Regions from separate parts of the Mus musculus genome. Here regions 2 and 3 are each linked to region 1. Evidence: chromatin loops called from intact Hi-C (ENCODE). Cell type or tissue: heart. All regions are shown on one strand. Each heading gives the region's core, and the rest is flanking DNA. Links, peaks and the distances in the headings are about the cores only.

Region 1 (7,770 bases), core at 2,246-4,745:
CTTCTCTGCCTGGCAAGCTTCCCATCTGGTCGTCTGACACCCTGTGCCTTCCCTGCATGGTCTCAGTTGTCAGCTGCCTCAGGGACTGGGCCACCTATCTCCCCATCTTCTGTTTCTACATCAAACTCTAAATAGCTCATCAAGCCCAAAGAATCATAAATGGGACTGCTCTTCCCGGAGGCTGCCAGCCAGCCAATCAACAATGAGCAAAGAGCCCTGGGGCTCCTTGGCTGCCCCAGCCTTGTGAGAACTTTGGACAGCACTTTCATTCTTACTGCCAAGAGTCACCCAAGTTTGTGCCTGAAAAAGAGAAACAGAGACCCTGTCTCAAAAAAGAAATGTTAGAAAGCAATTGTGGGAGATAATCAATGTGGGCCTCTAGCCTCTAAACACACAGACACACACACACACACAAATTCATATACACACAAACACACACATAGCACACACACACACTCATACACACTCTCACACACACTCACACATAGACACACACATACATACAGACACACATTCACACATAGCACACATACACTCATACACACTCTCACACACTCACAGACATATTCATGCACTCACACAGACACACATTCACACATAGCACACACACACTCATACACCCTCTTACACACTCACAGACATACACACACTCACATACACACATACACACACATAGCACATACATACACATACAGAGATACACACGCACTCACATAGACACAGATGCACACAGATGCACACACTCACACATACTCATGCAGCACATACTCACACAGCACACACTCACATAATGCACACTCATAACACATACACTCACAGACATACACATTCTCACATACACACATACACATACTCACTCACACATAGCACACATACACACGTACATATACACACAGAGGGTCAAATCTCTCACATACACCAGGTCACTGCATGTTTTCTCACTGGGTCGTCTTCATACTCCCAACCCACTCAACCCACTGCTGGCCAGAACACCCTACACACACGGTGGCTGTCAGAACCCTCATCTCCAGCTCCATTTCAGGAAATATCTCTACGCTCTAGAACCCTAGCAACATCTTCCCATCCCAGGGGCAAGTCTCTTCTTTGGCTGCAACAAGGACCGATCTTTACAGACAACCCTAAGACACACATCACCCACAGGGAAGCCTAAAATCCCCCTTCCACTCTAATAACCCTAGTTCCTGTTGTCTGTCCTCAGTTATGATAACCTAACTCATACTAAAAACTAATGACTAATCAGAACTTATACAATGCCCCCTCCTTCTTGTGACTTTAAAATGAGGACCCACAGTTCTTAGACAGTATGCCCTCCCAACAAACATTGTCAGCCCCAACTCTAACACCAAGACAGCATTCTCCAAAGTGGGATGTCAGTGCAAGGGCCTACGGAAGCTTCTGGAAAACACCCACGCAAGTGCATGAGCAAACACTTATCCCAAGGAAAGGTTACATTAGTAAGACTTGAGGCAGGACCAGAGGAACAAAAGGTGGCCTAGAGAGGTAGCTGGGCCCGAGTGATGCTTACCAAGCCTCACACTCTGCACACGGCCCCCAATGTGGCTGGAAGCCTCAAGCACAGTGACATCCGTGAAGCCCTGCTCCAGAAGGGCTCTAGCTGCAGCCAGGCCAGCCAAGCCAGCACCGATCACCACCACACGAGGCTGTCCCCTTCTCCGTAGGCCACGACTGAGAGGGTCATCCGCACTGTCGCCACTGGATTCACAACTTTGCATGCCGTCCGTGCTCACCTTCTAGGAGCCTGTGAGGAGAGATGGGGGCTGGGGGTCAGCTCACCTGACCCAAGGGAATCACTGCAAGCTGCCCCCATTCCTTAAAGATCAAGAAGATCAAGAAGAAACATCCTCTAAATGCAGAAAGGGAGATGGGAAGGGGCAGCGAGATATGAGAGCCAGGGAGGGAGCGTGTGTTTTAGGGCCCACTAACAGGTAAGAGGTGGGATCCATCAATTCTACCCCCAAACCTCTTAGGCTTTGCCTGTTCCTCACCCAAGGTCTAAAGTATGGACAAGAGGTGACCTGAGAAGAGATGACCAAACAGGCCAAAGTCAGGAGACTTACCCTAATGCCTTGCTCAACCCTGCATAGCTGCCCTCTGTGCCAACCCCAGGCTGCTTACACAGCCATCAGGATATTCACACATACCAGAGTTACTTGCACAGGCTCCAGAATGTTCACAGCAGCCCAGAACACTTGTACACACAGCACTGGGCTCTGTCCCTGGCTCTCACCTGGCACTTCTGCCCCCTTCCGTCTTTCTCCTCTCTCCTTGCCTTTCGGCTGGCTTTCTGAGTATCAGTGAGGTGGCAATGTGGTGGGAAGGACAGAGTCTTCACCTCCCCGTTCCTCCAGAAAGAGCTAGTATCCAACAAGCCTTGCTATTCTGGGTAGGTCCTTTCTCCATCCACCCAGGCCCCCAGTCACCACAAAACAGCAATGAACCCAGGAAACACTGGATAGTGATGACCCGTGGCACCAGAGACCAGACATCAAATTGACAGTTATACGCTGCCAGCTTGCTTAGAGACGCCAGGCTTGGGCAGCTGGTAATGTAGGGCGAGAAGGTGGCCCAGGGCTGGAATACACTGCTCCTCTAGTCTAAGAATGGCCAGAATACTTTGAAATTCAGCTCCTGTCCTATCCCTTTCATTCCCTGACTCAGCAACGTAAAAGATCAGTTGTCTCAACTAAGGTTTGAGTCACAGATGCCGCAGAATTTAATAGTACCAAGATCGAATGAGGAAATAAAGATGGACAGAAGCTGCTAGTTCACAAGCCAAGAAGCAAATAAAAACCCGTCACCCACACCCATGAAGCAAGTGTGGCCTTTCCCAGCCTCCACACAGCAATCCACTTTTAAAAATCAGGCACATCCCTCCAAATAGACATGTCAAAGACATTTATAGCTTTATCACACTAACCAAATCTGGAAACAACCCAAAAGCCCACCAATGAGAACAGATGCTCAAACCGTGTAGTACTCTCATGCCATGCAAAACTCAGCAACTACAGAAACAAGCAGCTGTGCTCCAACAGCAGCACAGATGCACCTATGAACGTGACTGAGCCAGAGGCCAGACTCCGAGCTGCACATACTGTGTGGCTCTATTCACACGAAGTTCAGGGAAAGGCAAACAATCTGTTGAGGACAGAGATTAAGGGAAAGGGGACATGAATGAGAATAGTAAGGGGAGCTTGCTGCAGTGGAGGGAGCAGATCTACCTGGATCGGAATGGAGGTTACACAGCATGCCAAGACATGTCCACTTCCTTCCAAGGTTTCCATTTTCCCCAGTACAGTGTCCTCTAACACTTGCAGGTTTAGCGAAGTAGGTGCTTTTTTTCCTAAATATGCTCAGGCTAAGAGGCTGCTTCTCCCCCAACTTATTCCATGTGATGTATGGGCCTAGACAGATGTGCTTCCTCTAGCGAGCCTCCTACTCCACTCCCAGACTCAACTAGCCAAGTCAAGCTAGAACATGCTTCCTAAACTACAAGCAGATGGCGCTAGAGACCCAGAATCCCTCCCGGGCAATCCAGGCTTTGCTCGAGAGGCCACTAAAAGGTGGGCGCCAGCCTTTCCTGCCTCCTCCTCCCCCTCCTCCTCCACTACCCTCTCCCCCTTCTTTTAGGCCCCCACCCTCTAGGGAACATGCCAAGCCGGGCTTCTGAAGTCTCTCCCTCCCTTCTCCTCTGCCTAGGTTCCTGTGCACTAAATTTAGAGGTGAGGATGTGGCGGATTGCACGCGCTGGCAGGGTCAGTGGTGATGCCACCGGAAGTCTGCCAGCCACCGCCAACGCTGTGAGAAGCTAGCAAACACACAGAGTGCTGTGGAGGGCCTGCGTCAGCTGTAATGACGCCAGGGTGCCCATGCAACAGGTGAGACCTGACACCGCTGCGTGCCCCAGCCCATACGCTGGAAAAGTGGGGAATCCCCTTGATAGCACCCTGGCCCCAGAGACACTCCAACAGCCTCACTTTTGCAATAAAGGGGTGGGAAGGTGGCAGTGTTTGTAAAGCTTAAAAGTGGAGCCAGGTCTTGAAATGCTACTATGTAAAGCAGGTGTAAAAGGGATTGAACTGGAGTTCTCACACTGACTGCGGCCAAATATGCCTGTAATTCCAGTACTGGGAAGGCTAAAGCAGGAAGATCATGAGGTTCAAGCTAACCTGGGATACATTGAAAGACATTACCTAAAAAAAGAAAAGCAAAACCTGGGGTGGGGGTGGGGGGTCTTGCTTATCACAGGATCCCTGACGCTACCTTCTAAAAGCCAGAAGAGACCTCCTGACCTTTCTTCCCCTAGGCATGACTATACACTGCTGTTGACAGTCAAATAAGGTTATTATAAGACTATCAGCATTTAAGGACCTGACACATGCAGGAACTGTAGAAATGACAGGATTCTGAAAAGGACCACAAGCCATCTTATAGATGACTGCAGAAAGACCCCTCCATTCCCAACACCAAATCTCAGAGACCCTGGACAAGGGTATCAGATGCAAACAGCACAGGACCTGCGAGGGTCCTAACCCACTGACCTTCCCAGCTAACTCTACAGTACTGGTCTTCCATGAGTCTTGTCCCAAACCAGCTCCATCCACCCCTGTTGCCCACAAGAAGCCAGAGGCCACAGAGAGCCACAGACGGCAGAGGATGTCTACCATGGCAATCTTACCACACTGTGTCCATGCACCATGAGGCCCAACTGAAAAATCAGAGAAGACATATCCAGAGAGCCTGCTATGCCAGGCTCAATCAACCTTTGCTGTTAGTTTTAATCACTTTCCCCACTTGTTTTTTTTTTTCCTAAGGGGTGGGGGTTATAGAGGGAGGGAGGGAGGGAGGGAAACTGTCTTATTGAGGAAGAATTTAAATGGTCCTTGGTGCATGCCTGTCCCCTTTTTGCCTTGATCTGTATGCACAGGAGAAACAGAACGCCCTGTACTAGTCCACAGATAAAGGAATGAAGAAAAAGTGCTGGCTCAGCCAGGCAGTGAGGGGGGAGGAGGGGAGCTGAGGCAGCTCAGAACAATAGACACTTGCCTTCTTGCTCTGGCCTCCATGGTAAACTGGGGCAGGAAGGGGGGTATCTAGGGCTTCCTGCCCAGCATCCATGTCCCCAAGCAGGCCAAGCCCCAAAGCTTCAAGAAATCGGGTCAGCCAGAGCATGAGTACCTGTCTACAAATTACCCACTGCTTCCTGACAGCACTTTCCCAGCACAGGCCTCAGCTTCCCGGTGTCAACCCCTCCTCCACACCTGTTGCTGTTGAGCCCCTCCCAGAAATGCCAGAACTCAGCTGAGGTAGCACACTGCTCTCACCCCATCCACAGCCCCAGGGTCAAAGTTGTGGGTGTCCTTTGGAGAAGATCCCCTTTATCCACTAGGCCAACCCAACAATGTCGCCTCTACCCCCAATGTCCTCAGAGACAGACCCTCCAGCTCCCACTCTCTGAATCTCACCTGAACCCAGGCTCATTCACCACCCTCTGGACCAGTGCTTCTCAACCGTCCTAATGCTATGACACTTCAATACAGTTCCTCGGGTTGTAGTGACCCCACACCACCACCACCATAAAAGTATTTCTTTGCTACTTCATAACTGTAACTTTGCTACTGTTATGAATCATAATGTAAATATTTGTGTTTTCTGATGGTCTTAAGTGACCCCTATGAAAGGGTCATTCGACCCCAAAGGGGTTGCGACCCATAGACTGAGAACCACTTCTCTAAAAGATAACTATGGCTGGACCTCATTTAATATGACCACAGGTCAACTCAGCAATTTGTTGAGCCTCTACTCTACAACAAACATAGGAATGCTCTTTATCCTCTGGCTTTGCAGATGTCCCTTCTCACAAGATACTCCCCACCACACACAACATAAAGCCCAAGCCCCACCAAAGCCTTGGGCTTTTCCAGACCACCTAATGACCAAAGGCAAGCATTCATTTCCCTTACCATGCATCAAAGAAGCTGCCTCTGGGTTCTGACCACACAGTCCTCACTGGGACTTAAGAGCTGTGCTGTCATTTGCAGCTGTGGACTGTAGGCCCCACATACTGGCTCTTAAGTACAACAACTACCTACTGGTTCCCAGGACATGGGTATCTCACTGGGGATCCGTTACTGTCTTGTGTCTCAGAACTGAGGCCGCAACTTCCCGGTCACTGAGCAAGGCTGGATTCCAGGCTAGACTGGTACTTCTCCAGCAAGTGAGCATGGCCACAGCCTAAGAGACACTACCGTGCAGTTCAGCAGCCCCAGCCAGTGTAGACACCCCTTCCTCATCAACTGGGATGATCTGCCGTCCATCCACAGGTCACTATGTCCCCAACTGCGATAACTGCTGCAGATATACCACCAGCAACAATCTCCCACACCTTTCAAAGGCACAAAACAGTCTTCCCATCCTGGACCCTCTAAACATGCGCTTTTTGGTTTTCTTCTGTGTGTTTGTATTCCCTCGGGAGCCTGAGATGGGCTCCTCAGGTCACCCAGTCTGGATTTCCTCACTGCTGCCTGCAGAAGACTACGGCTCCAAGGTCACCAGCCCCCTCCTCACTTCACCTCCTTTAGAGTCCAGGATCACACCAGCTGAAACCCTCCAAACTAGGTCATTCCTTCTAACCAGCACCCCTCCTCGCCCTGAAGCCCTATGCTTACTCGTGAGAGACCTACCCAGGACACGGGCACCCTCAGCTGCAGTAGACAGAGTATCTCTGCACCCCCCTTCCACCAACCCTGTGAGCTTCACAAGTCTCTCCAACAGGTAGGAGTAACGGCCAGCTTCATCTTCCTTATAGGGATGCTCTTTCCAAGGTTCTAGCTGGAGGGAAGGGAGAAGGAAGGAAGCTGGGGCTGATCCAGGGGGATATCTTTGGACTTCCTGGCAGGTCTGCAGAGGGTTTGGAATCTTGAGACCCCCCTAGACAATGAAAATATTCTTTTAAGGTAAAAAAGAAAGAAGGGGGAAAAAACACTCCCAGAAATCCCACACCAGCTGCCTCGCTGCGCTGGCAAACAAAGGGGCTCTGTGTCTGTGCAGGGCTCCTCCCACCCTCCAGTCTGAGGCAGGCCGCCCCAGCCTCCCAGCCAGACCCTTCCCAGCCTTCTGGCCCAGGCCAGAATGTGTACAAGGCCTATATAGCACCACCAAACCAGAAGGGCCATGCCAATGGACAGGAATAGAGTTGTAAACATAGTGGGCAGAAAAGGGCAGCCCAGCTCAGTATCCTACTTGCTGGCTAAGGAATCCCTAGGCCAGGGCCTGACTTCCTCTAGGCCTCATTTGACCAACACTTCTGAACTCACCCCAAGAATATCAAATATGCTCCCACCTCCTGGGGTTACATATTTCAGCCCCACCTGACACCAAGCCAGTCTTCAAGATTCTCTATCTGTAATATAGAGGCAAGTCCACCTGCTTGTGGACTTCTGGGTGAATTAAACAAGACAGCACAGGAGAGAAATGTGGCCACTAAGAACTATCTCGCAAAGAGAGCGTGAGGAAGGAGGGTTCCCAGAGGGCCATCACAGAGGTTGGAGTCACCCTTCAACATCCCAAAGCTCCACTACATGTAAAATAACCCAAAACTTTGAGCTCAGAATCCAGCATCAGCCTTGGCCCCAATGCAAACAGGATCTTGACCTTGGGCGTCAAGCAAATACCAACAACTTGACTCCTGGCCCAATCCTGACTAGGTCAGAGCCCCTCAAACCTGACTCT
Region 2 (7,770 bases), core at 2,454-4,953, 67 kb after region 1:
TCATTAGGACCAGGCATAGGGAGAAGGTTGGGAGAAAGAAGAAGGCAGGGCAGAGAGTTTGGGTGGTGTCCCAGGCCACAAGTTACCAAACGAAGAAAGGACAGTAGGTGAGCCTGCTCCACTTCCAGAGCAAGAATTACTTAGACACCCAGAGCCAGCTTGCAAGGAACTGTGTTTCTGCCCCACACCCCTCTAGAGCCTCCAGGGAATGGTGCAAACATTCAGCTCCATTTGTCAACAGAGTGGGGTGGAAAGGCTATCTTTGAGAGAGCCATAGCCCTAGCAGCCTAACGGATACATTTGTGGACCCAACTCATTTAAAATAAACTCTGGTTTAAGCCCAGCATCCCAAATGAACAGTTTTCCAAGAAGCCATCCCCAGGCTAGGAAAAGCCTTGGCCTCTCAGAGCAGTCAGGGAAGCAAAGTTTCCAGTCAGAGCACTCCCCATGAGGAGGAATAAACAGACAGTAAACTGGCTTCTGGAAAAAGAGAATTCCCTGGTTTCTGTAATTGAATGTGGCTATGGATTCAGGAATGGCTTGCTCAGGGATCAAGCAACGTTTCTTTGTTCCTTTCCTGCCTTCTTCTGGGTTGACTCCCATCCCCTGTGTGTTTAAAGTGCTGTGGCAACTTCAGACCTGACTTCCTCAGAGTGAGCCCTGCAGAGAGGCCCCCTCTTCATAGTTACTCAAGGCTCAGGAACAGTTTTGCACAAGTCTGGTTGGCTGATTAGCTCAGGCCTAAAACCAGGGTGGATGGAGCCAGAAACTCTGAACCAGCAAGCATCCCCTCAGACAGAGCTATGCCCCTGTCTGGCTGCCAAGCCGTTGGTGGCCAGCTGTCTGGCTTTTGAGCTGCCTAGCTATCTAATTATCTAGTTGCCTGTGTACCTAGAAACCTCATCAGAGACAACCCACCTTGGGGTGGGACTCCAATTCTGAGGAGCATTTTGCTTCTCTCAGTCCTTGAAGCTAAAGGAGGGAAAGATCTAAGTTCTGTCTATGATCCTCAATTAACTGATGTTAAGAGTCTGGTAGATACTGTTGAGGAAATAAAAGAAAGGTTCCTATTTCTCCCTCCAGTGGGTGGTCTCTAAGGAACCAAGGAGTAGATCCTGGCATGAGTTTTGGCCTGGCTTAGATTTTTTTCAAAACCTATCTTATTTAGGGTTCTTAAACACTTCAACCCTTCTAATCCACTGACCAGAGGTAGGGGGAAAAGAATATCAATAGAAAGAGTATTGTGGACCTGTTTAGAAGTAGTTCCTTGGGGCTATTCCACTCTTGGTTGTCAGGATACCAGCAGACCAGTTTAATAGCAAACACCAAACATGAATGAATCAGTAACAGCGGCGTGATCCGGTAGAAACATCACGGCTCTGCCGAATCAGGACGAGTCAGTCAAAGCTGGAATACCACAAGAAGATTTTTGGTGAGTTTCTCTCTACAAAGTGAAGACCAATGAAGACCAACAAAGAGTTACAAGGTGTAGCAGTGCAAGAACATCCTCTCACTGTCTGTGGGACTCCATGTATATCCTTTCTTACATCACGTGCCCTCTCGAGTGTCTGCTTTCAGCAAAACGTCACATGCCCCCTCACAAGACAGCTTTCAGAAGAACATCAGATGGCACAGCTGATTGTTAAAGAAACCAGAAAGTTCTACTTCAGCTCCTGGCTACCCCTGGGGTTTGATGCCACAGCAGAAAACAAAGCGCCCGGTCTCAGTCACGGGCTGTCTCAGCCAGTGTTCTGTTGCTGTGAAGAGACACAATAACCAAGGCAACTCTTGTAAAAGGAAATCAGGGCCTGCTTACAGTTTCAGAGGTTTAGTCCCTACCTACCTGGCAGGAAGCATGCAGACGGACACTGGGGCAGTAACTGAGAGCTACATCCTTATCCAAGGCAGAGAGTTCTACTTCAGCCCAAGACTTTCAGAAAAAGTTAGCAAAGAAAGTTACTAAGGCCCTGTTGCATGCCTGTAAAGTTCTGAGCAAAATGGCCATTCGAGCCAGGTAGGACGACCCCTGCCTAGAGATGCTGAAGTGGAGGGAAGCAAGAAAGAGGCTAGACTAGACTATACAGCAAGACCCTGTGTGGAAAGGGGACCAGGTTTCTGCTCACATACTAAGAATTTTTAGGATGAGGAGATAGCTATCGTTGAAGCATTTACCGCACAAGCAAGAAGGCCTGAGTTTGGGTCTCTAGAGCCCTCCTAAAAATCCAGGGGCAGGGCTAGAAAGATGGCTCAGAGGTTAAGAGCAATTCTAGAAGACACGGTTCCCAGAACTCATATCCAGCAGCTTACAGCTGCCTGTGACTAAGCTCCAGGGGGTCTGACGCTTTCAGGGGTCTCACTCACAAGTGCACACACACAATTTAGAAATATATATATATATGTAGATGTAGATAGATAGATACATATATACATACATACATACATGCATACATACATACATACATACATACATACATACATAGTTGTTTTAAAGCAAGAAACAGCAGCATGCACCTATAATCCCATGGCTATGTTGTTTATTACAGCAATAGCAAAATAACATACCACCCATTTGCAATACTTTATTACAGTCACCCTAGTGAACTAATATGCCCTCATTTTACAGATAAGGAAACTGAGGCACAGAGACTGAATACTGCTCCTGCTTAGTACCCAAGTCCTCAAGCTCCACGGAATATTTTTGTTTGGGGGGCATCTGGTGATTGTTTGTTTGTTTGTTTGTTTGTTTGAGATAAAGTTTAGAACTCACACTCTTTGGAGGTGAGGATTACAGGTTTGGCACCAGCACACTGGCACTACTTTGACCTTTGACCCAGCAGTCACGGTATCCCTAATAACGAGTGGCTCTTGCCCTCATCCATTTCTCACTCCTGTCTCTCCTCACACACCACAGACAGAGAACTTCTTAACACTCCTTGGCCTGTCTCTATGATTCACTAAAACTCTAGCTTCTCTTGTGCAGTCTTCCCGTTTCCACCCCCTGCTCCTCACCACAGTCACTAAGCAGGTTTTCTCAACCTTGTCTCTCTTCTGCCTAGAGCCTTCAGAACGGAGCTTTGGACAGCTTTGTCCCTCAGCACTTCAACATGATTTGTCACCCCAGCCAGTGGTGCAGCAGGCAGGGTGTCTTGATGCTGAACAACTTGGATGGAGATCTCTTTCTGGCTGGCTGCTGCCCTCTGTGAGCATGAGCTCATTAGCCATGGTGCTACCTTCTACTACACTTGCTCAGTCCTCCTGCATGTGACACATTACTGACCCAAGATGACAGTTTCAGCAACTGCAATTTAGGGACAGATGACTAGAGCTGGAACCCCCCTTTCTGTTTGTCCTTACAGAAAGAAATTTGGGGTTATGTACCTTGGCCTAGCCATGTCTGTATATCTCCTTAAACCATGTGTCTCAGGTCCAGCATAAACTGTGGCTGATCACAACCTGGGGGAATGACTCTTACTGTGTGTCTCAGCAAGGCCCAGGTCCCTTTAAAAAGTGCTTTGAGGATTACCGCATTTGGTGCAGTAACAAAGCCGTCATGGTCATGAGTGTGGAGAAAGGAGTCACACTGTGGCCTGTTAAACTCAACCTTCCTAAACTCAGATGATTCTCAAAGCGCCACCTGCTGAATCTTCGGGCAAAGATCCCCAAACTCAGGGGTATAAAGAAAAACAGATGTCAAAACTCTGCCCATGGACTTCTTTAGAAAGTGAAGGTTTGATTCTTGACTCTTGCCAAAAGGGGTCTGGACCCTACCGGACCACCACTAGATACACTAATGAATACTTTTTACATGAATAACAATGACAGTATTGTTTAGCAGTTTCTTCTGAGGTTGAAACATCCCATCTTGCAGGGAAGCGCTTAAGCACAGAAAGTAAACAACTCTAAATAGTTTTAGGAAGTCCCTGAAATTTACCACATTAGTAGGCTGCTCTGGTGGGGAAACCAACAAAGACTGCTGAGTCACTCTTGGCCAAACCAGCTGCAAAGAAGACTCTCAAAAGAAACCATCTGCCTGGAAGAAGCAGAGACCGGCTAAGCAGCCCTAAAGAAGTTTAGATCAACTGAGCCATTTGGAAAGTACACTCTTCAGCCTGTTGAATTGCCTGCAGATAGTACAGTGTGCTCCAGATGTTCAGCTTTTACGAGCCACCATTTGTGCTGTGCTGGGTTTTGGTGATACATCTGTCTTTGAGTCATTTCTGCTCCTGTAAGTAACTCCAATAAAACTCGTTGGCTCACCCAGTTGAACTGTGGTGATATCCATACTTTGACCTGCTATTAGCTTCCTGTCTGAAGTCAGGTGTGTGCTTCATCTCCCCAGGAAAAGTCTTAGGGGATTGAAAGACCAAGTTCTCCACAAAAGGATTTATTTGCCCCAGAGGGACAGAGAGCAGGGAATAAGCGACAAAGAGAGGAGATAGAGGATGAAGGAGAGGGGAAGGGATATTTGTCCCAGAGGGACAAAGGACTGCCTGTTGCTAGAGAGGAGACAAAGGCCCATAGGCAAATGGCTGATTTTAAAGGTACAACACTTGTTAGGACGAGGTGTTTAATTTTAATTGTACATGTTAATTAGGTGAGCCAAAGTGGGCTTATGGTCACTGGACTTCAATACTTTGATAGCTGGACCTCGGTGGTCAGTCTCAGGAGGAGGAAGTGACCAAATAAGGGAATGGAACGTGGGGGCTAGCTCTAGGAATATAGGCTAATGGTTTTTAGCCAGGCAAAGGAAATGGAGAAAAGAACAAAGTCTGCTGCAGTCATGTTAGCCACGCCAAAACTGTGACGGTTGTCATGGAGAAGATCCCTACCCTATATATCCTTTCTGTAGGATGAGCAGAGGGACACACCCAGAGTATATCAGTAACCACGGGCTTCTAAGTCATAGGAAGAAAACAGAGGAAAGGCCTAATTGTGAGTCCCAAGTAAAAATACAAAGCTTGATGAATAGCTTCAGGAACAACAGAAATTCAAGGGTATCAGTTGGCAGTTTTTTCCTCTATAGTAAAGGTTCTGAGTTAATTTTTATTGCCTGTGGAAATGTACCCATGGCAAGCTTTTCTGATAGTGGTTAGGGTCAGCAAGGTGGTCAGTGAGTAAAGCATTTGCCATGTAAGTTTGACAGCCTGAGTCTTATCCTCACACTGACTACACAAAATTGTCCTCTGACCTACACACACACACACACACACACACACACACGCACCATGGCACACAAGTGCCTCCCCAAAATATTATACATACATTTTTAAGGCTGAGGTTCAAATTACAGTTATTATCAGTGACCCTACTAAATAAAACCAAGATACCTGTCCTACTTAGGGCTTCTACTGCTATGATAAAACACCATGACCAAAGCAACTTGAGGAGGCAAGGGTTTGTTTGGCTTACACTCCCAAATCACTGTTCACCATTTAAGGAATTCATAGGAAGAACTCAACTAGGGCAGGTCTAGGGGATGTTGACTTCCTTGGAGTTGGTACAGGACATACCTGGACACTAAGTTCTCGGCACTAAAGAGATGTATTACCCTGGAGGAGGCAAGTGGGGGTGGAGGGTAGGCAGGAAGGCTGCAAAGGCAGCAGCAAGAACAGCAGTAAGCAAGAGACCAAATGAGAGGGTGCTTGTTGTTTGATTTGGCTTGGTTTAGTTTTTGGATTTTGGTTTTCCAAGACAGGGTATAGCCCTCTGTATAGCCCTGGCTGTCCTGTATTTCACTCTGTAGACTAGGCTGGCCTTGAACTCAGAGATATACCTTCCTCTGCCTCCCAAGTGTTGGGATTAAGGGTATGTACCACCTTGACCTTTGCATATATATATATATATATATATATATATATATATATATATATAGGCAGAAGTGGTTTTTAAGGGGAAAGGGGTACTCTATGCTACAGTGAGTTGGTAAATCCTGATTGAACACATTAGCCAAATAATGAATTTTGATTGTCAGGTCTTAGTGTTTTGTATCAGATGAATGAGTCCATGCCTAAATAAGGGAATGGACTTTTGGGGCTAGCTTTAGGAATGTAATCTAATGGTTTAGCAAGGGGGAGAGGGGAAAAGGTAAAACCTGTCTGAGGTCCTCATGTTTGCCATGCTCAGACCTGCTAGAGCCCTTCAACATGGACCTGGAGACAGGAGCTGATGCAGTGGCCATGAAGAGGTACTGCTTACGAGCTTGCTTAGTGTGATGGTTTGACAGAAATTAGCCCCCCACCATACACACACACACACACACACCCATAGGCTCAAAAGGAGTGGCATTATTAGGGGGTGTAGCCTTTCTGGAGTAGGAGTGGCTTTGTTGGAGGAAGTGTTTCACTAGGGAATGGGCTCTGAGTTTTTCAGAAGCTCAAGCCACACCCAGTGTAGCAGTCTCTTCCTGTTGCCTGCAGATCCAGATGCAGAATTCTCAGCTCCTCCAGGATACACGCTGCATATCTGTATGCATGTTGCTGTGCTTGCTGCCATGACAATCATGGACTGAACCTCTGAACCTGTAAGCCAGCCCCATTTAATGTTTTCCTTTTTAAGAGTTGCTGTGGTAATGGTGTCTCTTCACAGCAATAGAAACCCTAAGACACTCAGGCTGCTTGCTTATAGAACCTAGGACCACCAGCCCCGGGATAGTATCACCCACAATGGACTGGGCCCTTCCCCATCAATCACTAATTAAGGAAATCTCCTACAGCTGGATTTTATGGAAACATTTTCTGAGTTGAGGTTGCCTCCTTTTAGATGACTCTAGCTTGTATCAAGTTGACATAAAACTAGCCAGACATGGTGTACACTTTTAATTACAACCTTGGAGAGGCAAATCCCATGGTACTGGCATTTCCAAAATGCTGCTGTCTTCCACTGTAACTTGGCTTTAAAATAGCCTCTCATAGGCTTTCTTCATGGTGGTAAGCCTCAACTCCTTTGCATGACCCCTTCAATCCTGGGCCATCAATTGCAACTGAGGCTGCACCTTCACCAATGACCTTCCATGACCTCTCACAGTGCCGAGCCTCAGCTGCTCTACGTAACCCCTTCATGCCTTCAAAACTAGTACCACCTGGGTAGCTCTTACACATTACCAAGTCCCACTGCAGCATGAGGTACAACCTTGGCTATCTCTGGAACACAGCCTCTTTGTGCTCTCAGGAAACACTTCCCAGAAGATTTCACCTCAATGATGCTGGTCTCTTCTTAATCACCACCAATTTCTTAGCTCCAGCTAACCAGCATCAATAGGCCCAGTAATGCAAAGGTTTCACTTTAGTAGTTCTGGTTAATCACAGATGATTCTTCAGCCCCAGCTAACCAAAACCACGGAATCTTCACAATCAAAATAGCAATGGCCCTGAAAAGAGTCTTTAATTTTCCCTCTGAAATTTCACAAGCCAGGCCTCCATCTTCTGCACTGTTCTCAACATTATCTTCCAAGCTCCAACACAACATCCCACAGAGCTCTTAACACCGAATGGATCTTCTAGCCCAAAGTTCTAAAGTCCTTCCACAGTCCTCCCCAAAACATGGTCAGGCTGTCACAGGAATACCCAACTATGCTGGTACCAATTTGTCTTAGTCAGGGTTTCTATTCCTGCACAAACATCATAGGAAGTCAGGACTAGAACCCAAGCAGGTCAGAAAGCAGGAGCTGATGCAGAGGCCAGGGAGGGATGTTCTTTACTGGCTTGCTTCTACTGGCTTGCTCACTCAGTCCCACATGGCAAGCAGGTGAAGGGGGGGAGGGGGAGAGGGAGA
Region 3 (7,770 bases), core at 2,454-4,953, 160 kb after region 1:
CCGTTTTAGCAGTGGTAGCTATGAGAACTCCTGCATGCTTTCGCTGACCTGCTAGAATTTAGGCAAGGGCTCAGTGCTCCCAAATCCTGAGTCAGTTTGTCTGTAGTGTAGAATAGGAGCTGGGGGTCGAGAGTAATGAGTAGATGTAATTAAATAAAGGACACACTGTTTCTTAAATATATTTCCTTCCACTGTCTGTACAGGCGCAGCAGGTGGAAGATCTAACTAGGGGTACCTCACCTTTGAGGACTCTTGGGCCGGATGCTACGAGAAGCGAAGCTTTACTTTTTTAACTCTTACGAACGTCCACATACACGGAAAACACTACACAGCGGAGAAGATATGAACCTTATAGCTGGGCATCACGAATCAATCCTCTAGAGCAGCCAGTAGCCCAGCGGAAGGGACGCCGCGCCTGCGCACTTGCCGACAATGAAGCCGCGCGCCCTCAGTGAGGAGGCGGGACTTGCCCGGGCATCCGGGTCCCACACCCCGCCCCCGCGGCATGAATGAGAGGCGCGGCGCCGCCCCTCCCCCGCCGGGCCCGCCCCTCGCCGGGGCCGCAGCTAAGCAGTCGCTACCGCCAGCTCAGCGGCTCGGACTCACGGACGCGGCTCTAGCAGTTCACCGCAAGAAGCTGACTCCGGGCGCCGCCGCCCGCACGCCCGCTGCCCGTCGCCCGGGTGAGTGAGGGGAGGGCTGGGCCTGAGCGCCGCGCGGCTGAGGCTGAAGCGCAGGCTCCGCAGGTCCGGCTCTGGGATGCTGAGGGCAGCGCGCCGGCCTCGCACCCCCTCCGAGACCGGGGTCCGTGGGTTAGTCCCCACATACAGGCACAAAGGGCGGCGCGGGCTGTCACCCGGAGGTCACCTCGGGCTGGGCCCGGGCGGGGGAGGCGGGATGGGCGGAGGATGGAGGAGCCGCTGCCTCTGCGTCGGTGGTGGGGACCGACGCTGGTCTCGGGGGGTGCGGTGTGGCAGTGGTTTTCTGGTCCCGAGCCACTCCTTCTTTTGTGGTGCTTGTCTCGTGCCTGGTTGTCACACCGTGCAAGGCACACTGAGACCTCTCTGGTTGGCTTATTTATTAATGAAAGTCATATGGCGGCCTCATCATTTGTGGGTGGGGGGCGTGCGTGCACCCACAGGCCAGAGAATTAGTGACCCTGCTTTGTTTCCGGAGACCTTAGTGGTGTGTGTCCTGTGAAATGAGACCGTCTGAGATCGTCGTAAAGGGCAGAAGGAAAAGAGGTGTAAAGATAACTTCATCTTTACCCCTTCGTCTCTGGTGTTATTTCAGATAACAGGTCTTTTGGTGTTTCGTTGTTTCTCATTGTAAAACCAGTGGGTCTGTTCATTGAAAGTGTGAGTCTGCATTCTTATGTCTCTGTATATTTAGAACACTTTCTTTTACGATTAATGGTGATCTATTTACGTAGCGGCGGTACGCCGGCATCCTGAACATTGTTTTCTGGGCTTAGTTCATGATAATAGGTCTTTGTGCTTGTGTACCTATCTATAGGAATACTCCCAATATATCTAGGGCACTGCTTTCCCCACTCTTCCATACAGACAGATTATGTTTCTTGCCTTTCTGCTCTAATAAGAGGTGGTCTAGCAGGTTCTTTCCACCTTCTTGTCAGTCCGGTCGTCGCCCTCCCCGCCCCCGCCCCGCACCCCTTAATGCTTTGGCAAAGGATATTACCTAAATATTACCGTGGTATGCACCCTAGCTTTGATCTGAATTTTTGTGTGTTTGGTTGTGCAGCCTAGCTGAACAGATCATCTTACATGACTTATCAGAAAGCACCCCTTTTTTCCTCCATTGTTTGTCTTCATTCCCCCTCGCCCCTGCTCCTGGTTCCCCCCTTCTCCGTCCCCAAAGAGGCTAGGAAGCGCTGCTGGGTTCCATAGGCTTTAACTTGATAGGGTGTGTTCACTTAGACAGTTAAAAAGAGGTATTTAAGATAGGCAGGTGTGGCCGAAAATGCCTTCTCTGGACTTGGGAGGAAGAGGCAGTAGGATCTCTGTGGTTTCAAGGCCAGTCTGATTTACATAGTAATTTCCAGGCCATAACACAGAATGAGACCTTGTCTCAATAAACAACAAACTTTTCCTTGTTATCTTGTTTTAAGCAAGATTATTTGAATTTTAGAAGATAGTTATTACTCTAGTTGGATAATGATATTTTTGTTTCTTTTTTACCCTTCTAATTTTGTAGAGTGAAAAAGCACATTTTTGAAATATTTTTGTTATGATCTTTTGATTCAAAATAGTGGAGGTAAAAAAAATGCAGTTTATATATGAATAATTGAGTGGGTTCAGTTTTCTTTAAGATTCTCTTCAAGATTACTTATTTTTGAGTCACATATATTTTCATCCCTGGTAAAATTTCAGTACAAAATGACATGTAAACCTCCACAACATCTGTTTATGTATAGACTCTGCCTGAAACATTTGCTTTTAATTTGAAGGAAAGTTTCCACTGGTTGGATGACAATCCATTATTCTTAATGAAATTCTTGCTTTATGCATCTTTCTTTCGTGAACTGTGGGTCACAATCCAATATGGGATTGCATAACTGTGGGAGTCACAAACATTAGCAATCAAAAGTTTCTGAATGTTAAGTGATCAGAAATTAATTCAAGGGACCAAACACGAAGTACTTGCTTAGCATGCACAACACCCTGGATTTGATCCCTTGGACGGAATTAACTAGATTTGCTGGCCCATACCTGTAATCCATCTCCCTTTGGGAGATTGACTATATAGTGAATTTGAGGCCAGTCTGGGATACAAGAGATCCTGACGAGACCCTGCTAAAATAATAATAATTCGCAACCAAACACGTAATAGATCTTCGATGTGTTGGTATCACACAGGACTTCCCTGCAGCCTTGCTTTGGTAGGCCTGGTACCTCACATGCTGTTGTAGTACACTCTGCCAGGGAATGTGGCCTGAATAGCCTCAGGTCAGACTCTAGGCTATTGTCCCTTACAATCACCGTGGTTTTGTTTGTTTTGTTTGTTTGTTTGTTTCTGTTTTTTTTCTGAACATAGAAAGTTTTATGAACCTACAGAAACATTAAAAGCTGGGTGTATGGTGATCGCCTTTAACCTCAGCACTCAGGAGGGAGAAGCAAGGTGGACCTCTTTGAATTCCAGGGCAGCTAGGACTACATAATACAGATCAGTCTCAAGCAAACAAAAGACATAATGGTTTAATAAAAGAAAAACAGGCTTACTATTTTCCCACTGTCATTCCTCTCAGCATGTAAGTATAACATTACTGTACCTGGGACTGAAGAGGTTGCTCAGTGATGAGTACATCTGCTCTGGCAAGTAAGTTTACATACCCACACAGGCTGCTGGCTCACACCTTTAATCCCAGCAAAGACCAGCCTGGTCTACAGAGTGAGTTCCAGGACAGCCAAGGCTACACAGAGAAACCTTGTCTTCAAAAACTAATCAAAACCAAAACAAGAACAAAACTTTAAAGAAAGAGCAAAATACGGAATGTATTGTGTTTAAATATTTATCTTTTGGCTTTGTTTTTGTTTTTTTTGAGACCCATCTCACTGCATAGACCTCACAGTGATCTGTATGCTTGCCTCTACCAACCAAGTGGTGGGATTAAAGGCATCCACAGCCATACCTGGCTTGAAGTGGTAATTTGAAAAAAAAAAAAAAAATCAAATAGTCAGGAAGCAGCAGCAGGCTTCTATCACAGATAGATTTCTGTGAGTTCAAGGCCAGCCAGGGTTAAATACAACTCAAACAAAAAGCTGTTTGAGTTGCTAACTTGAATTTCATCCAAAAAGAAATATATTGGGCCTGGAGAGATAACTCAGTGGTTAAGAGCACTGACTGCTCTTCCAGAGGTCCTAAGTTCAATTCCCAGCAATCACATGACGGCTCACAACCACCTGTAATAGGATGCCCTCTTCTGGTGTATCTGAAGAGAGTGACTGTGTACTCATACATAAATAAATAAATCTTTAAAAAAAAAAGAAATATATTATTTGAATTTTGGCTTGGGGTTGGGTTTCCAACAACTTCAGATTGTTAGTTATTCTTCTCATTGCTCTGACAGAATACCTGACAAAAATGGCTTCAGGGAAAGGTCTGTTTGGCTGACCACGTGAGGGTATCATGATAGGGAAGTCCAAGGCAGTATGTGAGGCTGCTGGCTGCAGTGTGTCTAGCTGAGAAGCAGATATGGACCTGTGCTGATGCTCGGTTTACTTCTGGCTTGTGGGATACTGCCATTCATTCAGGCATTAAATTATTTTTCAAAATTAATGTTTTCCTGTCGTGTGTGTTTTGGTTGTTTTCCTTGCAAGTTTGTGTGTCACAGTGCTTGCCCGAGCCTTAGATCTTCTGGAACTGGTGTAGCAGACAGTTGTGAGCTGCCATGCGGGTGCTGGGAATTGAATCCCAGTGCTTTTAACTGCTAGGCTATTTTTCAGCCCAGTCCTCTTCAGGCCAACATGGGCAGGGAGCACCTTGATCGACGCATCCAGAAAGTGTGTTTGCATGTTGACTCTACGTCCCATTAAGTTGAAAGTCAACGCGAACCATCATAGATCCTAAACACCTTCCGTTTTGTACTGTGTAAAGCAGCATGTCAGCACTGATGCCATAGATCAGTCACCTGAAAATGATGATGCTCTCTCTGTGCAGAGTCAAAGCATAGCCATGTCAATATGCAAATTTCCCTTTGTCGTTAATTAGTGGTAAGAATCATGCACACCAGAGTTGTTTTTTTGTTTGTTTGTTTGTTAGGTTGGTTTTTGGGTTTTGGTTTTTTTTTTGAGACAGGGTTTCTCTGTGTAGCCCTGGCTGTCCTGGAACTCACTCTGTAGACCAGGCTGGCCTTGAACTCAGAAATCCGCCTGCCTCTGCCTCCTGAGTGCTGGGATTAAAGGCATGCACCACCACTGCCAGGCCAGAGTTGTTTTAAAATAAAATTCTTCAAAATTTATTATCAATAAATGTTTGATTTGATTTTAAACCAGTTTTATATCTATACTCTTGAGGTCACATAAAACATTTCTCAGGTAAAGGGGGATGCAACTGGAAAAATGGCCCTGCCTTGGATGACTTAAGGTTTGTTTTTGTTTTTGTTTTTAAGACATTAAATTAGTAAAGGATAACTTTTATAATTTGATAGATTTAGGTTTCACAATGTAGAATAAGTTATTTTTTTTTTTCTGTGACAGGGATTCTCTATCTAGCCTTAGCTCCTGGACCTTAGACCAGGCTGGCCTCCAACTTAGAGGTCCACCAGCCACTGCCTCCTGAGTTCTGGGATTAAAGTTGTGTGCCACTACAACTGGCTGAACTTGAATTTTCTTTTGTTTGTTCTTGGTTTTGACAGGACTTCTCAGTGTAGCTTTGACTGTCTTGGAAGTAGCTCTGTAGAGCAGGCTAGCCTCTGTCTCTCGGGTGCTGGTACTGAAGGCATGTGCCACCACCACCTGCAGAATTTAAGTTTTAAATCTCAAACACCCCCCCCCCCCGTTAGAAGATCTCAGACAGAAGCCCCTTCCCTTCCTCTCAGCAGCTCTAGAGGCCTGTCCTTAGGTCTCCTGCTTGTGCCTTCCTCACATCACAGAGCTCGCCCCTCCTTCTCTGCCTTGAGTCCTTCACCACTCACAGTTCCTGAGTGTGCCCCCTCTCCTGAATCACTAGTATTACCCAGGCCTCTCCTTGTCAGCACACAGGCATGCTCCCCCTTTCATCTTTACATACAAAATGCCAAACTTAATGAACGTTGTCTGCCTGCCACCAGTCCCTCCTGTGTCCCTGAGAGTCTCAAGTGAAAAGCATGCACTTTCTGCCTGTCTCAAGTATTACCTGCCACCCCTCACTGCTGTTGTTGACTCTAGCCCCAATAGAATGATGCCAGGGACAAGAACCTTATCTGCTCTGAAATTCAAGAGCCTACAGGATATATGAGCAGAGGGCACAGCCAATGTTTTTAGCTTAGCCAGGGAGCTCTTGTCTTTTATTTTTTCTAAGAAGAAAATTATTTCACTTTTGTTTTATTCTTTTTTTTTTCTACACTTAAGAGTTAAAAAGTTAAGCCTGATGTGAGAGTACATGCCTTTAAACCCACAACTCAGCCTGGAATACACAGCGAGTTCCAGAACAGCCAGGGACTGTTACATAGAGAAACCCTGTCTTATTATTAAAAAACAAAAATAAAAACAAAACCATCAACAACAACAACAAAAAAAGCCAGGCAGTAGTGGCGCAATGCCTTTAATCCCAGCTCTTGGGAGTCAGAGGCAGGTGGATTTCTGAGTTCAAGGCCAGCCTGGTCTACAGAGTGAGTTCCAGGACAGCTAGGGCTACACATAGAAAATTTATCTCATTAAAAAAAAATTAAAATGTTACGATAATTATATTAATATTTTACCTTACAATACATTGCATTTCTCATATGTTAATACCAGCATTCTTGGACCTGGATTCTGGCATCAGACTGGTTAGAACTGAATTCTCTCTCTATACTTTTTCACATGTGACATGTCAGTGTTTTCATTTAGTTTTTTGAGATGAGGTGGTCTCACTATGTAACTTCAAATGTGAAGTCCCCCTGCCTCCTCCCCTAAGTGCCAGGATGACCAGTGTGTTCTGTCACTCCCAGGATGGGAAGTTTCTTCATTTGTATGGTGAAAGGAATAGTACACACATACTCCCTTTATTTGTCCTGTGGGCCAAATGACATAATGAAAAATACTCGTTCTGGTACTTGGAAAGGAAGTGAACTCAATGAAAAATTATTATAACTTTCTTCAATTTATATTTCATTTTAACATATTATTTTTAAATGCTAGTAAGTAGGTTTTTTAAAATGTTCTTTTTTTCCCCCAAAGATTTATTTATTATTATATCTAAGTACACTGTTGCTGTCTTCAGACATTCTAGAAGAGGGCATCATATCTCATTACAGATGGTTGTGAGCTATCATGTGGTTGCTGGGATTTGAACTCAGGACCTCTGGAAGAGCAGTCGGTGGGTGCACTTAACCGCTGAGCCATCTCTCTCCAGCCCCAACATAATATTTTAATACTTAAAAATTACATCTATTTTTGTGTGAGTGGTATACCTATGCCATGGGGCATGTTTGGAGGCCAACAGAAATCTGTTCTCTATTATCATGTGGGCCCGGCCAAGGGGTTGAACTTAGGTCATCAGGCTTGGAGGCAGACGCCTTTCCTGTCTGAAACACCTCTTCAATAGTTTTGCTTAAAATACTTATATCCTTCTAAGATATATTGGCCATAAATAGGACGTTTTTTTTTTTTTTCTTTCTCTGGTTTTCCCAGCAACCCTCCAGTTTCTTGTCTGTTCCCTGGATTACATCATGTGATAGGTTAATAATAAAGTGATCTACAGGTGACAAACCAGCAGCTTATAGCACTTCATAGCAGTTTGGCCAATTGATAAATCATTTTGATCATTTGATAAACTAGTTTAATTTTGAGTGCTGGAGTGAGCTAGTCAGTTCCAGGAGATCCAGCACCTCACAGACACACTTACAGGAAAAACACCAATGCCCATAAAAACAAATCTTACACAATAGAGTTTGTTGTGGAGCCAGGTAATGCTTATCTGACTTGCTCCAAGATTCCTTCTTCACGGTACTCCATTGTTATTTATTACTTTTGTGTTCCTTTTGGAAACAGTTTCTCTATTGTGTAGCCCTGGCTGGCTTGGTCTCCCTGGGTCAATGAGGCTGGCCTCCAGCTCGAAATATCCTCCTAC

Evidence for each region. Hi-C counts contacts between places; a loop is a spot of excess contacts. Peaks named below come from ENCODE experiments on the same cell type or tissue, not always from the same donor. Only the 100,000 strongest peaks of a DNase experiment are listed, where the experiment ranks them.
Region 2: it touches region 1 in a loop (5-fold over the local background); 15 of 42 quality-filtered maps call a loop at or near these places.
Region 3: a loop joins it to region 1, with 2.0 times the contacts of the local background. A loop is called at or near these places in 3 of 42 quality-filtered maps.

The regions. Positions count from the first base shown.
Region 1 is chr2:131,505,994-131,513,763 of GRCm38, reverse strand. Smox (spermine oxidase) reads right to left here. Exons shown (of 7, transcript NM_145533.2): 2 at 1,547-1,780. The coding sequence starts at 1,754. Among named protein-coding and RNA genes, the nearest start is that of Gm30732, 16 kb to the left of the region's middle. In heart, for the core only: a CTCF peak has its summit at 3,526; DNase peaks (open chromatin) are centred at 3,533 and 3,693; H3K4me3 peaks cover 766 bases; H3K27ac peaks cover 1,715 bases.
Region 2 is chr2:131,439,664-131,447,433 of GRCm38, reverse strand. It overlaps the pseudogene Gm14304. Among named protein-coding and RNA genes, the nearest start is that of Smox, 48 kb to the left of the region's middle. In heart, for the core only: a CTCF peak has its summit at 3,648; no DNase peak of the experiment used is centred there.
Region 3 is chr2:131,345,649-131,353,418 of GRCm38, reverse strand. Rnf24 (ring finger protein 24) reads left to right here and starts at 527. Exons shown (of 6, transcript NM_178607.4): 1 at 527-683. It overlaps Gm30590 (a long non-coding RNA gene), which reads right to left and starts at 587. Exons shown (of 2, transcript XR_374984.2): 1 at 241-587. In heart, for the core only: a CTCF peak has its summit at 3,944 (motif pointing left); no DNase peak of the experiment used is centred there.